2 separate regions of the Homo sapiens genome follow, and region 1 is linked to region 2. A link is a contact called in ENCODE Hi-C or POLR2A ChIA-PET data. All regions are on one chromosome and are shown on one strand. Each heading gives the region's core, a stretch centred on a gene start or an enhancer-like site at or near the end of the contact. The rest is flanking DNA. Distances are from core to core; before and after follow the strand shown. Region 1 overlaps TNIK (TRAF2 and NCK interacting kinase). Region 2 overlaps TNIK (TRAF2 and NCK interacting kinase).

The links. Hi-C counts contacts between places; a loop is a spot of excess contacts on that map. ChIA-PET counts read pairs that join two places held with the same protein, here RNA polymerase II (POLR2A). Pooled maps may share reads with other maps.
Region 1: a map of K562 shows a loop between it and region 2 (1.9-fold over the local background). The contact joins two enhancer-like sites. A Hi-C loop is called at or near these places in 25 of 168 maps with a recorded cell type or tissue (CD4-positive, alpha-beta T cell, CD8-positive, alpha-beta T cell, GM11168 and 17 more), 4 of 37 single-sample maps with no recorded cell type and 12 of 50 pooled maps. POLR2A ChIA-PET finds 5 or more read pairs at or near these places in 2 of 52 experiments (PC-9 and naive thymus-derived CD4-positive, alpha-beta T cell).

The regions. Positions count from the first base shown.
Region 1 is chr3:171,445,652-171,448,915 of GRCh38, reverse strand. All of the region lies in intron 1 of TNIK (TRAF2 and NCK interacting kinase), which reads left to right. It overlaps LOC124906303 (a long non-coding RNA gene), which reads left to right. Exons shown (of 2, transcript XR_007096168.1): 2 at 1-3,264. Among named protein-coding and RNA genes, the nearest start is that of TNIK, 13 kb to the left of the region's middle. Within about 2 kb of position 1,480, at least 2 of the 41 ENCODE cell types and tissues checked have a DNase peak (open chromatin) inside an H3K27ac peak, as active enhancers do; they include PC-9, where a contact is called at or near this core.
Region 2 is chr3:171,190,706-171,193,929 of GRCh38, reverse strand. It overlaps TNIK (TRAF2 and NCK interacting kinase), which reads left to right. Exons shown (of 33, transcript NM_015028.4): 6 at 3,143-3,224. Among named protein-coding and RNA genes, the nearest start is that of MIR569, 86 kb to the right of the region's middle. Within about 2 kb of position 1,454, at least 4 of the 41 ENCODE cell types and tissues checked have a DNase peak (open chromatin) inside an H3K27ac peak, as active enhancers do; they include PC-9, where a contact is called at or near this core.

The DNA of each region.
Region 1 (3,264 bases), core at 231-2,730, 250 kb before region 2:
GTAAATGGGGGGCTAGGGGAGGGATAGCATTAGGAGAAATACCTAATGTATATGATGGGTTGATGGGTGCAGCAAACCACCATGGCACATGTATACCTATGTAACAAACCTGCACGTTCTGTACATGTATCCCGGAACTCAAAGTATAATAATAATAAGTAGACAGAATATTGGAATGCTCCTATATTACTGATAGGAATGTAAAATGGTACAGCCATTTTGGAAAACAGTTTGACAGTTTCTCAAAATGCTAAATACAGAGTTACCATGTGACCCAGGAATTTCACTCCTAAGTATATGCCCAAGAGAACTAAGGACGTATTCATGCAAAAAAAAAAAAAAAAAAGTGTACATGAATATTTATAGTAACCTCAAATAGGAGACAACCCAAGTGTCCATCAACCAATGAATGAATAAACAAAATGTAGCATAGTATATCCTTACAATGGAATATTTATTCTACAATAAAAGGAAGTGCTGATACACACTGCAACATGGATGAACATTATGCTATGTGAAAAAAGCCAAACACGAGAAGACACATGGTTGTATGATTCCATTTATATAAAATGTCTGGAATAAGCAAATCCATAGAGATAGAAGGTAGACTAATGCTTGCTGGCAGGGAGTGACTGCTAACGTCCCAAATTAGATAGTGCAGATGTTTGTACAACTCTGTGAAACATACTAAAAGTCACTTGTACACTTCAAAAGAGTAAGTCTTATGGAATGTGAATTAAAGCTCAATAAAACTCTTATTAAAAAGTAGATAAAAGGGTTAATAATCTCTCTACTGAACAATTATCCCCCATAATGAATCCTGTTTCATCTGTACTCCTACCCACCTTCTCCCCCATATTATTTTAAAGTAGCATATTATTTCATTTATAAATATTTCAGTAGTTTGTGTACTTAAAAAATACATAACCATAATAGTATTATCATGCCTAAAAAATTTAACGTGTAATAAAATATTCAGTCAGTGCTCAACTTTCTAATCATGTTTTTAGACTGCTTAGCATTTTGTTGTGGAGATGGATCATAATATATTTAACCAGTTCCTGTTGATGAAGCTTGAGGTTATTTCTAACTTTCCAACTGATAAATAGTGCTTCAATAAACATCCTTATATATAAGTCTTTGTGTGCATCTCTGTTTCCTTAGGATAACTCCTTAGAAATTGAATTTAGAATGAAAGTGTATGAATGATCTCTAAGGCTCTAGATATTGCCAGATTGGCTTCCAATTTCTTGTGCTGTAGGTGTGTAGCATTTATAAATGAACACATAAGACTCTGAAAAATCAATTAGTTTACCAAAGATCGTAGAGCTACTAAGTGGCTGAGCTTACGACTGACTGGCCCAAAGCCACTGCCAATAGTGACTCACATAGCCATCATTTGATTTATGGACCTTGTCATGACATCAGAATTATCTGTTGTATTATCACCCTGAGGCTCACAGACTTCCCAGAAGCCTTTGGTTTAGGGCACAAGTTGTCTTTCATGAGCATAGTGGTGTTTTAAGAGCTATTTCCAAGGTATTTCTTCCTTGTAACTTTGTTTTGTAAGATGACCAATGTCAGATTATAACGTGTTTTTTTTTTTTTCTTGCCTAAAACCTTAAAAACCTAATATGGTAGCTATTTGGGGATTAACAGTGACATTCTTGTGGAGTGTATCTAGGGGATGTTTGTTTGTTTATTTATTTATTTATTTGTTTGTTTGAGATGGAGTCTAGCTCTGTTACCCAGGCTGGAGTGCAGTGGGGCGATCTCTGCTCACTGCAACCTCTGCCTCCTGGGTTCAGGCGATTCTCCCGCCTCAGCCTCCTGAGTAGCTGGGATTACAGGCGCTCGCCACCACGCCCAACTAATTTTTGTATTTTTAGTAGAGATAAGGTTTAACTGTGTTGGCCAGGCTGGTCTCAAACCCCTGACCTCAGGTGATCCGCCCGCCTCAGCTTCCCAAAGTGCTGGGATTACCGGCGTGAGCCACTGAGCTTGGCTTGTTTACATTTAAACTGTCATTCTTTCTGGAAAATTATCCAGCAAGTGTGTTTGGAGGATGTGTGGAATCAGGCTCAAAGGTTTCAGTTTTTTAAGAATTGGAGACAGCTGACTCTGTGATGATCATAGAAGATAGCAAGGTGAGCTACGGCCATGATAGAATAGAGACTATTCTCAAGCCTTAATCTGCCAGACAATTGCTAAAATCAAAATCTTAAGTTGTGCTTTCAGTTTTTCACATAGGTAGATATTTTAAGATTCTAATGGAGAAAATAGAAGATAGAACAGGAAACCACCAGAGTAAAAAGCTCCGTATTCTGGACTATAATCTACTTTCAACCTGGTTTATAAGTAAGAAACTATTAAAATTGACACAACTTTATGGTAGTTGGTCTTGCAGAGGGCAATTTTCTTGATTTACTACAGTTTATAACCTAATCCTCCATTTAAAATGCCTATAAATTATTTATGTCTAGGGTAAAAATCCAGGGCTTCACATGAATATGGTTTCATCATTTCTACCTCTAGGTATTTTTTTTAAAGCTGCCTGTAATCAAATGATAGCAGTGTGGTGGGTGGAACAGGTTGTAAGCAGTAATTGCAAACTGTATTTAAACAATAATAATAATATTTAGCATTTATAGAGCACTTTATATCTTCAAAGTACTTGCAAACATTATCTAATTAAATACCCTCTCTGATTATAATCTGGATACAAATGCACTTAAACTCAGGACAGGGTCATGAGAAAAGTATGCATTTGAAAGTTGGTGCTAGCTATGCTTTAAAAACCTATACAATGATGGGAAAGTTAGAGTTCAGATTCTGTTGGACTGTTTTTGTGCATTTCAGTTCAGCCTGATGGCAGAATTAGATCATATCTGCACTCGATGACTCTGCTTGATAACTTATCACTGAAATCTGAGTGTTGATCATCACACTGATCCTTACAGTTGCTACAACACGAATAACATAAATAAGCTTTAAAATGAGGTCCCTCTCTACATTTCATGCCCTGGCTTCAGATGAAACTGCCATTAGTAAGTGAAATGAAGTGGCATAGTGCAAGGAAGAATGGCTACGCATTGTGGTTTAGTAATGTCCATCTGAGAGTAATAGATTTAACTGCACCGTAGGATACATCATAAAGAAATGCACTGGAGAAATGAAACATCTTTAGTTTGACTGTATTAACTACTTCTTGCTGTTTTGGATATGTGTCTGTGTATTGTCCCCTCGCACGTATACCCTGTGTTG
Region 2 (3,224 bases), core at 205-2,704:
TCCCCCAATCAGGAAATCTAGACAATAGTATCATATTTGCTGAGCTGAGTTCAGGAAGAAGAAAGTAACTGGGCATATTTTAGTTCATTCAGACTAGCTTAATCATCCCTTCCTACTAATATGGAGGTTATTATATGTCTACTGAGCATTCTTATTAAATCTTCCTGGCCATTGTTATTTATTTATAAGCTCTGCCTTCTTAATTTAAGGCAACAAAAGTTAAAACTTTTTTACTGTGTGTTCAAGATATGCCTTTGAGAGATAGATTGTATGCTTTGGGTGGATGGATGAAATGGATAGAAGTTAAAAAAGAAGGAAGGCATAAGAAGACGATGTCTGTTCATTAAATGCAAACCAAATTAGGCAAAAGGCAAATAGAAAATGGAATTTTAAAATTATAACATTGATGTGAATGACTTCTATCCTGAAAACTACAAAATATCACTGAGAAATATTAAAGAAGACCTTAATAAATGGAGGTGTACATTATTTCACAGATTACCCAATATTCTAAAGACATCATTTCTACCCAGTTTGATCCATGGTTTCATTGAACTTCCAATTAAAATTCCTATAGGTATATTTGTGGAAATTTATAAAGCTGATTTTCAAACATTATATAGAAATGCAAAGGGCCAAGAATAACCAAGGCAATCTTGAAGAAGAAGAGCAAAGCTGGAGAATTTATGCTACCAGTTATCAGGATTTATTATAAAGCTACTAATAAATTAAGACAGAGTAGTATTGTTACAAGATTAGACAATGGCCAAAGGAACAGAATCAAGGGTCCAGGAACAGACCCACATCATATGGATGATACCTGGTCTGTGTCAAAGGAAAGGGTTCTTTTATCAGTAAATAGTACTTGATCAATTGAATATCCATAAGAAAACATGAAACCTGACACCTGCTACATACCATATTCAAAAATTTATTCCAGCTGGGTTATAGATATAAATGGGAAAAATATAAAAATTAAAGCACTTAAGAAAAAACACATACATCCATGGCTTGGGATAGGCAAAAATATAAATTATATGTTTTGTGTTCTTAAACAGAACATAACACAAAATTTGAGGGGAAACAAGGAGGCCTGGCTGCTGATTTCCTTCACATCTGACGTTTATCTCTGTTTTGATGTGCCATTGTGCAAACTTACTTTGAATTTCTGACTTAAAATTTTGCTCATTCAGATAGAGCATAATGGATTATTTAGTCATCCTGACCACTCAGTGGCTGCCAAGAACCTGTCAGGTCTCTAGGGCTGGTTCTGCCCAATATGCCTTTCTGCACTGCTGGGGAACCCTACAGAGGATCAGTCATTTGATCTAATCTTCATGGTTCTAAAAGCAGCAGGGATGTTTCATCACATGAGCATCTCTCAATACCTTTCACACATTCTCAATGTGTGGAAACAATGGCTTTCCTCCTTTTTCCAGTATATTCTCCGAAATGATACCAGCATTTCAGACATGACTCACTGGAAGAGACATTTGATCACCCAAAGGTCTCTGGCCACAAGAGGTTTTGGAGGTGACCTCCATGCATTGTATGATCTCATTAAAAGAACTTTTGGCTCACTTCCATGCTCTGGTATCTGCTTTCAACCACTTCAGTAGTGAAAGAGGGAAAGGGATCTTCAGTCCCTCTCTTAAGGATTTATGGGGTACATAAATTTTGTGAAAACCACACATTTAAACCCCTGATGCCTACCCTGTGACAAACTGAACAGATAAGAAAGGCAATTTTTTAAGACCTAAACCAGTGCCTCAAACCCTTCTATAACATGGTTTATGTTTTCTGATATCTCTAAATGTATATGTGGGTCTTTTTGGACCTCTGTACTCTCATGCTGAATTTCTTTGACAAGAGAATTCAGATATCTAGGTTTGTTTCTTTTCCTGTCAACCTCATTTTTCATACCATGATTTTGTTGTTGTGGAGAAGATGAAAAGCACAAAAAATTAAAGGTAATAAAGAACACTCGGGGACCCGATACATTGAATTATCAGGTGTTAGCATAAAATAATTTGCTTTAAGACTCCATTTTTAGATTATTTTAGATTATAATTTATCTGAAAAATATATGACTACTTTAGAGTAAGTCTGTAGGTTAAAGAATTCACACCACAAAGAAGCCAAAAACAGAGTAATTCATGAAGAAATGGAACACAAACAGGTTTAGTTGTCACTGAATAATTCTCACATAATGAGCACAAAGTCACAAATAGCATAAACTAGCATAAACTAAAAATGACAGTGATGAATGCCAACAAAAGAAATAGAAACTGTATTCCTTTTTAAATGTAAGGCACAATGGGTAAAGCCAATGGGAAATTTCTTGGCTGGTCTGAGAAATATTTTACTTCGCTTAATTAAAATTGTATAACAAGGCCGGGTGCTGTGGCTCACACCTGGATTCCCAGCACTTTGGGAGGCCGAAGTGAATGGATCACCTGAGGTCAGGAGTTCAAGACCAGCCTGGCCAACATGGTGAAACCCTGTCTGTACTAAAATAAATTAGCCTGGCGTGGTGGCAGGCACCTGTAATCCCAGCTACTCTGGAGGCTGAGGCAGTCGCTTGAATCCAAGACACAGAGGTTGCAGTGAGCCCAGACCACGCCATTGCACTCCAGCCTGGGCGACAGAGTAAGGCTCTGTCTCAGTCAATCAATCATTCAATGAAATTGGATAACAGAATGTAAATTTTAACTTTTAAATTCAAATATCCTGCAGGGATTCAGTTAAATCAGGTTAGTTTTCTGTACAGAGACTGTGTAGATGGTTCTATTTTAAACTGTTTAAACTTCGCTTTTCACAGTAGTATTAACTGAAACTCATGTTCATGTTGGAACCGTATAATTACTTGTGTGGTTCCCTGATACCTGATAATCAGATCCAATATGCAAGCATTTCATTAAACACAGCACCATGCATTGCAAGGACTGCCTGGGTACTTTAATTTATATTGATGAATTGCCTACAGTTAGAAGAGCACTATGAGCACATGAAAGATGTGATTATAATTCTGAAAAGTATGTCTGGGTGAGTGTAAAGTTTTTGGATCCTTAACAGTCAAAATAATTTATTGGCATCTTGGCTTATGTTCCTATTAACCCTTCTTAACTCTCCATCACTCCAGGGGCTGAGTCACCTGCACCAGCATAAAGTGATTCATCGAGATATTAAAGGGCAAAATGTCTTGCTGACTGAAAATGCAGAAG